Regions from separate parts of the Homo sapiens genome. Here region 1 is linked to region 2. A link is an interaction called in ENCODE POLR2A ChIA-PET data of the cell type or tissue named here. Cell type or tissue: K562. All regions are shown on one strand. Each heading gives the region's core, and the rest is flanking DNA. Links, peaks and the distances in the headings are about the cores only. Region 1 has its middle 17 kb from the start of GNLY. Region 2 holds the start of TMEM150A (transmembrane protein 150A).

The links. ChIA-PET counts read pairs that join two places held together with the same protein. Peaks named below come from ENCODE experiments on the same cell type or tissue, not always from the same donor. Only the 100,000 strongest peaks of a DNase experiment are listed, where the experiment ranks them.
Region 1: POLR2A ChIA-PET joins it to region 2 with 5 read pairs; 3 of 35 experiments call an interaction of 5 or more read pairs at or near these places.

Annotation. Positions count from the first base shown.
Region 1 is chr2:85,709,220-85,713,600 of GRCh38, reverse strand. No RefSeq gene overlaps it. Among named protein-coding and RNA genes, the nearest start is that of GNLY, 17 kb to the right of the region's middle. RefSeq lists enhancers at 1,903-2,403, 2,404-2,904. In K562, for the core only: no CTCF peak of the experiment used is centred there; no DNase peak of the experiment used is centred there; H3K27me3 peaks cover 670 bases.
Region 2 is chr2:85,601,176-85,605,556 of GRCh38, reverse strand. It overlaps TMEM150A (transmembrane protein 150A), which reads left to right and starts at 2,859. Exons shown (of 8, transcript NM_001031738.3): 1 at 2,859-2,950; 2 at 3,493-3,673; 3 at 4,075-4,122. The coding sequence starts at 3,609. C2orf68 (chromosome 2 open reading frame 68) reads left to right here. Exons shown (of 4, transcript NM_001013649.4): 4 at 1-303. It also overlaps a transcript of USP39 not described here. RefSeq lists silencers at 2,650-3,229, 3,330-3,389. In K562, for the core only: CTCF peaks have their summits at 2,138 and 2,891 (motif pointing right); DNase peaks (open chromatin) are centred at 725, 2,211 and 2,816; H3K4me3 peaks cover 2,314 bases.

The DNA.
Region 1 (4,381 bases), core at 216-4,215, 110 kb before region 2:
AAGTCTGAACAATGCCTGCATTTTTTTTCCTTCTTGCTTGTGCATGTGTATGTGTGGGTGTGAGAAAAGTCAACATTCTCCAGGACAAGGGAGAGCCCAGCGCCGAGAATGATGCCAGGCTTGGAGCTCCCAGGCCAGGAGCCGCTGTGGAACGTGGGTGTGGGGCCTGTGTCAGGGCTGAAAGACGTCAGCTGGGCTCTCCTGACCCTCAGCTGAGTGCCACTGTGTGACCAATGCCCCAGTTTACACAGACTGTAGGGTTTCCTGGGACACAGGACATTCAGTACTGAAACTGGGATAGTTCCAGAAAACCAGGATGGTTGTGGCTCTTTGAGCACAACCCCCCATCTTTACTGCCTGAACACCCAGTGGGGATAGGACAGAGCTGCTCTACTAAGGGTGCTGGGTGGCTTCACCAATAGGAACAGGGGTAGCTACACAGCTTCTCGGGCCATGAGGCTCTGAGATGCCAGTTCCCAGAGCCCACGGCCCAGGAAACAGAGCAAGCTCTGCCACATTGACTTCTATTGGCAATCTCCAAACATCTGAGCTCCTGTCATGGAGAAAAGGGGAATGACCTGTCAGCTGTTCCTAGGCCAGTGATTTGAAATCCTGGGTGCATATGGGAATCACCTGGCCAGTCCCACCCCCCCGAGATTCTGATTTCACTGGGGTGCGGTGGGGTCCAGGTTCACACACATATACACTTCTAGACTTTTTCCTTATGGCCTCTTTCTAGGCAGGACATTTCCATCTTGGCCATGAAAACTTTGTCACTCCTAAACCTCTCTGTTTCTCTTCTTGAGGTTACCTTGAGCTAAATGGCTTCCTAGAGAAGCCAGACTTTTTCACTGTATCAGTGGCAGTTGGGTTATAGATTATCTTCAGGGGAAATTTTAGTTTATAAAAGCCCAAACCAGTCGTCGTTATCTAGGAATGAACTGTACAGCTCGTGGGTGTGGGTCCTTGTGTTGTCCCTAATCCGACCCCACTCCTTCCGGCTCTCCCCTGAACTCCCTGCGAGCCCAGCTTCAGGAGGTCTCCGTGGCCCCATCCTCCACTTCTGGTTCCACCCAGTCTCCTGCCTCCCATATTTCCCTTTTTTCTTTAGGTTCCCTCTTTGGGACGCAAGAACTGCCCTTGCCCACAGCTGGAGGGGAAGTGGAGGGCCCCTGCGTTGTTCCTGTGGGCCTACCGCGCGGCCAAGCCCGCTAAACTAGGGGGCGAATCCCCGGCCAGTCTGGAACAATCACATTCTCTTTCTAGGATCTGGGGCTGAGACACAGGGTCTCTGGTTAGCTGGCTGCATGAGCTCTATATCCAGAAGATCACAAGGCTCAGGGCCTGGGGCTGAGGCACAGGGTCTCTGGTTAGCTGGCTGCATGAGCTCTATATCCAGAAGATCACAAGGCTCAGGGCCTGGGGCTGAGGCACAGGGTCTCTGGTTAGCTGGCTGCATGAGCTCTATATCCAGAAGATCACAAGGCTCAGGGCCTGGGGCTGAGGCACAGGGTCTCTGGTTAGCTGGCTGCATGAGCTCTATATCCAGAAGATCACAAGGCTCAGGGCCTGGGGCCACCATCTGAGGAAACACATTTTGAAACCATGAGCAGCAATGATCAGGCAGGGTCTGCAGGCGCACAGCGGAGACGGGCAACCAGACAGGCCGGAGAGAAGGTCTGAGACAGTGACTGACAGCCCAACTTTGTCCCCAAGGAATGTCCCCATTCTTGTCCTCCTGGAGGCTGGGCTCTGAATCCTGCCCTTGGGCTCTGTGACATCCTCACCCTCAGTCCCTCTAAAGCTAAGCCAGCATTCACAGATTCATGTCGCCTGCCACCAACCAACCCCTGGGAGAGTCTCCAATGCTCACCACTCTCATAGGCACAATTTCGGATCCTAAGTCTGGGCCCTTCTGGCTCCCATGAGATCCCCTGAGTCCCTTCCTTTCCGGCTCCCTCTCAGCTTCAGAAAGGGCTAGCACCCTCAGCCCCTGCGGTCTGTTCCCCTAGGAGTTAAAGGAGAGATGGCCTCTTCCCTCCTGCGGGTTTCCTCCCACCACTTCCAGAGAACCCAGAGTTCTGGCCGGCATCTCCGGCTCCGGTTCCCATGGCAGAGCCTCTTCAGCACCACCCCCGTCATCCTCCTTCTGGAAACATCTCGGGACACACTTCAGTGGAACACCCTTGAAAACAGAGTAAACAGTGGTTTCCTCACATTCCTGTCAGCCTTTGTTTTTCGAGACTGAAGAGTCTAAACTGGAGAGTCCCCCACGCCGCCCTCCCCGCACTCCTTGGCACTGGCCTTGACCTTTGCTGGTTGTGGGTTGGGGAGCGGTCAGGGTTGCTGGGCTTGTACAGCAGTTTGAGGTCGCCTGTTAGGATCTCATGTCCTCCTCCATGGTCCCCACTTGACCCCACTCTGGCCCTGGGGGAGAATCAACGTCAAGTGACAAAGCCAGAAAACTCAACAGAGGCAGAGTGGCCACCTCCCAACCACTGCACTGCCCTGCCCTGCCTCCTCCTGCCGCAGCCCAGACAGCCTCCCAGGGCGTCTCCTGCAGCTGTGCCCCGACTGTCCCAGCCCTGGTAGGGCCGAGGGACCTGGCTTCTCTTCTAGGATGTGGTGTGGGCCTCAGGGGAGAGCTAGAACAATGCTGGGCCCCTTATCAACAGCTAATCCCATCCTGGTCAGCTCCTGGACTTCCCTTCTCAGAAACACCAACTCTTATTTTAACACATGGTGTGTTCGCTTCTGAGTCACCTAAGCCCTAATTGTGTGTGGACAGAGCAGTGGCAAGCCCTCCCTAATGCCGTGGCCACACTCTTCCAGGGAACAAAGAGCTAACACCTTCAAGTCCACCAGGAATGGGCCTGGCTTCCTTCTGCTCTTGTCACAAGCCCTGGGTGCCATAACGTGAAGGCACTGGAAGCAGAGACGCTGGAAATCATCAAATCCTACCCCTCACTCACAGCTGAGTTCACCGAAGCCTAAAGAGGGCCCGGCCTTGCTCAAAGTCACACAGCAAGGTCAGGACTCCTGGTCCAGGCCATTGCTTCTGAGACACACACCTTTCAGAGGTGTGTGTGTGAGGAGGCAGGAGGAAAACCCCAGGAAGTTTGCTTTTGTTGGAGTTTATTTCTATTTCAGTTTCCATTCTGTACTTGCCCAGAGGGGTGTTTGTCCTACCTCGGGGCTCAGCTCAGCAGCAGGAGGGGTTTCAGGCACCTCAGTCATCAGGATTATCTCTACCCAGAAGCAGACTATCAGGAACTCCCGTGTCAGAACCTCCAAGTGTCCCAAAGCGTGGCACTTCCAAGAGAAAGTGCTAAGTGGCTAGATAAATGGCTAATAACAAGAGTTGGTATGGTGTGGGGTGGTGGGGGGACCCCAGGCGCTGGCCCCATCCAGGGACATCTACAGCCCTGGAAACTGAGAACTGGGTCCAAAATGGCCTCCCACAGGCCCCAGGTGGTGCTTTACCACCACTCTGTTCCGAGAGTCTCTGAGAAGGATTTCTATCAAAGCCAAAAGGGGTTGAGGCTAATCCCCAACTCACCTTGCATGTGTCCCATGACTCAGCCCACTGCCCCATGTGCATTCTCATTCATCAGAAGGTGGGCTCCAGAGGCAGTCTGCGTGGGGTCAGAGCCCAGCTCCGCTACTTACGGGCCATGTAGAGAAGCGAGAGAGCCTAAGCGATGCACTCACTCTGTAAATGTGTGCAGTAACAGACCCTTCCTCCCAGGGATGGTTTAAGCATTGAAGCATTTGGAACAGTGCCTGGCATGTGATAGCTTAGATATCATCATCATCATCATCATTATCATCAATCATCATCACTATTATTATTTCAAGCACTCAACAGATACAATCTGCTTCCTCTGGATCCCTAAGTATATCCCTTAAGGGCCAGCATTGTGGAAGCAGGAAATGCTAAGTCCTGTGATCCTCAGGACCACGCCGGGTGCAGCTTTGGGGATCGCTATAAGATAGACATAAGCCAGCAGCTATGATCAGAACATTCCAGAACAGGAACAGAGGGTTTAGACAGTCTACTGTGTTCTACGATTCAGCCAAAACATCAAATGAGCATTTGCTGTGTGTGTGTTGCTCAACATTTGCCCAAACACTTCCCTTCTTTCTACTTCTGTGTCATGCTAAAGGTAGAAGGCAGACAGAAGTTTTCATTTGATAAAGAGACTGAAAACAAGAGAATTTGAGCTCTGGCCCCAGAGAGTTCCTAGCTTTTGATAATCTAATATCTGACACACTTTGTCATGTCTTTTTAAAGGATTTTTACTTACATATTTTTTATTGTAAGCTTGTTTTAGTTTTTAGCTTTGAAATAATATTAGACTTTGAAAACACTGCAAAAGTG
Region 2 (4,381 bases), core at 313-4,312:
GTCCTGTCCCTGAGGAATCAGATGGTCATACAGCCATAGGCACCCACCCGAAATTTCCCTAGGAGTTGGAGTAATGCTAGAATTGAAGACCTTCTGAGTAAAGGGCTTCTCTGCCTTCTCAGAGGCAGGAGAATTTGCACTGGTTGTGTTAAATGTATAAAAAGCTATATGTTCACCAGTTTACTCATTTCCAATGTGTAGATGAATAAAATGTAGTGTACAAATTATTTGAAAATCCCAGAAGGAAGGTACTTTTCAAATACAGTATTTTTTTTAACAAATAAACTTACGATTTTTACAGCACTGTTTTTGCCAAGAGTTGTGAAATAACTTGTGTACTTGGGGAAGTGGAGGTTAAATACCTGCCCTAAAGTCATTCCACCACCGAGTCAGCACTGGAAATCTCATCTCTTGCTTTGCCACACTATTTTAAGAGCTGTCCCTGTTGGAACATAACAACTAGACAGACTCATGTAGCATTAGAGTTGGAAGGTCTTTTTAAAGACATCTGGTCCTACTTCTTACATGATACACAATTCCCCCTACCAACTACCTATGAAGAGCCCTTCTGTCATACGGAGCTCCATCCTGGGATAATTCTATTTTAGGAACTATTAGATTGTCATACTAAGCCAAAAGCTGCCTCATGTCCCGGATCTGGACTACTATGCCTTGCCCCCACATCATGTTAGAACTTGAGTAGTCCTCTCAGGCCTTCATCTTGATTGGATAGGGACTCAAACCCAGCTCAAGAAGATATAGTGTTAAGAATTGCAAAGCTTCCAATTAGGGTTCACAGCCCCATTGGGCAGATAAGGTGCCTACGCAGTGGGAATGCAGTTGGGCAGGAAGATGGTTCCTGTCAATTAGCAAGGAAGCACACCCTTGTCCTGAGGCACAAAGCATAGCCAGCGGCAGGTGAGCTGGATTTTATCCCCCACTGGTTTATTCAGCCAGGTGTGCTTGTACAGTGATCACTACACAGCCATACTTCTTGGCCCTGTTTTAACTACTTGTCCTAATGTGTTTAAGGACAGGGCTCTCCCGCTGGGCACGGTGGTTCACATCTGTAATCCCAGCACTTTGAGAGGCCAAGGCGAGCGGATCACCTGAGGTCAGGAGTTCAAGAGCAGCCTGACCAACATGGTGAAACCCCGTCTCTACTAAAAATATAAAAAAATTAGCTGGGCATGGTGGCAGGCACCTGTAATCCCAGCTACTCGGGAGGCTGAGGCACAAGAATCACTTGAACACAGGAGGCAGAGGTAACAGTGAGCCGAGATTGCACCATTGCATTCCAGCCTGGGCAACAAGTGAAACTCTGTCTCAAAAGAAAAAGGGCTCTCCAACAGGTTTTCTGCTTCCATTTCTGCTTTCCACTGGGTCCAAGAAGGTTTCTCCCTCTTCAAGTCATTGTGCAGTTTATTCTGCTCTACTTCTCTAAAGCACAGGACCCTGTTGTTTCACATAGCCTTTGCCTCACCAGTGTTGCCAAACTTCAGCTCCCCACGCTGGGCAACCTGCGCCTGTGCACCATTCAGGTGATGATCTGTCATCTCACAAGGGCTCCAACAGATGCTGGGACCGCCTTTGAGACAGAATGCCAGGCACACTTCTGATATGTGAAAGTATTTCCACCCTTGCAATAATTTAAGAAACATCCGGGCCAGGCGCAGTGGCCCACGCCTGTAATCCCAGCACTTTGGGAGGCCGAGGCGGGCGGATCACGAGGTCAGGAGATCGAGACCATCCTGGCTAACATGGTGAAACCCCGTCTCTACTAAAAATACAAAAAAATTAGCCGGGTGAGGTGGCGGGCGCCTGTAGTTCCCAGCTACTCGGGAGGCTGAGGCAGGAGAATGGCGTGAACCCGTGAGGCGGAGCTTACAGTGAGCCGAGATCGCGCCACTGCACTCCAGCCTGGGCGACAGAGCGAGACTCCGTCTCAAAAAAAAAAAAAAGAAAAAGAAAAAGTAAAAAAAAAAGAAACATCCAGGAATGCACTCATAGCCTGTAAGTTTTTGGTGAAGCTGGTCAGTAATTTTTCCCACACTATCCTGTTTCCTTTTCCCAGATTCCTCCGGGTCTCTCACCTTCCCCTCTTTGCTTACCAACACTGGCCATGTTAATCCTTACCTACTCTACACTGACACCTACATGTGTCTATTTAGAATGGATGTCCTCTGGTCTCTGCCGTCTTATTTCAAATAAGTGTTGATCAGTCGGGAAACACGTCTTGGACACTGATTTCTGGCTAGTACATTGTGTACTTGTATGCAGGAAAGCAAAAAGTATCTAATGAAAGCAGCCCTCCTCCGGAGTTTGCTGAGCCACAGGAACCATAAGCCAAATCCCAGGCGCTTGGATTTCTTAAGAAACAGCCAAGTCTTTGTGTCTGCTTCTCTGGACCCACCGCAGCCCTGGCCAGAGGCAGGCATGGGGCGCCACGTTGAGAGAGCTTCCTAGAGGACTCACCGTTGGCCGGTGCAGGCTGCAAAATGTGCGCAGTGGCGGAGAGACGCTCCTCCAGCCATGTGCACGGCGACAATCCCAGGTAGAGCTGGAATGCAGGCTGCCCCGAGATCCCCACCTGCTGACGCTTCCCCGGCAGGAATCGGTTAAACGGAACCTCTAGTCATCTCGGTTTTAGAGCGGTCTTCACGCCACAGCCCTCCGCGCCCAGGTCCTCCGAAGTTGGGACACCGCCCACGTTTCCCCCGTGACGCGGGCGCGGGGGCTCGGGAGTTGTAGTCTCGGGCAGGGCGCGGGCACCGAGGCCGGGGCTGCGCGGACTCCACGTCCCGGCGGGCGGCGCGGCGAGGCCTGGGGCCTCCAGGGGCGGGGCCGCTCGGCCCTTTAAACCTTTCAGGGCTGCTCCGAGGGCCGCAGCTAGAGTCGGCGCCACGAGGGGGCCGAGCAGGGTGCGGCGGCGGCGGGGCGCTCCGGGGAGGTGCGTACTGGGCTCCTTCCCTTCCTCCGGGCTTCCAGGAATCACCTGGGGACTCTCGCGTCCCGGGTCCTGGGGGGTCGCCGGCCGCAGGGTCCGGCCCCAGCCGGGGTCCCCGCGCCCAGGCGAGCGGGGGCCGGGCCGGGCTGGGCTTTCCGCGTGAACCCGCCCCTCGCCCAGGGCGCCGATGGTCAGGTGGTTGCCTGCGCGCCGCCGACTCGCCACCGCTCCACTGGGCCGGCACCCAGCCTCTCCTTGGCGTGGCCTCTTCGGTTGTCCAGCCCTTCTCCCAGCCCTGGTCCCTCAGAAGGAGGGTAACTCCCTTCCAGATGTTACGGTCCGCCTGCGTCTCTCAGCACGCCGGTGGCATTTGGGTTGACCGCGGAGGCCCCCAGTGCCAGAGGGTGTTCACGTTCTGCCGTGGGCTCAGCCCAAACTTTGGACGCTCAGAGACCCAACGGGAGCGCTGGATAAGGTGTTGACCCCCTTCCCCTCCCCCTTCCCGGCCAGTTACCCACTCCTGGACTTTGATCTCTCTCCACCAGGCCAGGACAGCTGATGGTTGTGGCAGAAACATCTCAAGGTAGCTGGTCCGCCCCCACTTCCCCATCTACCTCTTGTCCTCCCCCCAACACCACCACCACCCTGGCTCCCCTCCCTCATGACCGCCTGGATCCTCCTGCCTGTCAGCCTGTCAGCGTTCTCCATCACTGGCATATGGACTGTGTGAGTAAAGGGGGGTGCCCGGGGGGCAACAGGAGCTTGATGACGCACACAAAGTCTCTTGTCCTGTCATAGCCACGGTGGTACCCAGGGTCACTCTGGGTGTCTCAAAAGCCTGACTTGGTGCCTGGGCACACAGCCCCTTGGGACAAGCTGGCACCACTGCTGTCCAGCAGGGTGGCCCTGACAAATATACTTCTAGCCAGGGCAATTTCCAGAGGGCCTGTAGCTGGGGGCATGCTGCAGGTGCTGGTGTGGCATCAAGCCTTAGGGACCTCAACTTGAGTCCCCAGCAACAATAATGAGGCTGAATGGGGCCAGAAATCAAGGTTGAAGAGAAGGGTCATGGGGTGGGTTGAGTGGGGCTCGGGAAGGCTGCCAGGGTGACAGTTCTGTTCCCACAGGTATGCCATGGCTGTGATGAACCACCATGTATGCCCTGTGGAGAACTGGTATGAAGGACTCTGCAGACAACCTTGCTCTAAAGCTTCCTTCATCTCTGTCCCCTCTTGGGCCTGAGGCTGCCACGAGCCAGACTGCAACCCTGAGCCTCACTGCTCTTCTCTGAAATTGGTCCCCAGGCATGGCTTCTTGCCACCTACCCACTTCCCACTATCCCTTTGCCCCTTTGGTTACTGCTTCAGGCGGGCACTGGGGAGTGGGATCTTCTGTCCCTGTAGGGGAGGTCTGGGAGAGAGTCCTCTTTGAGGC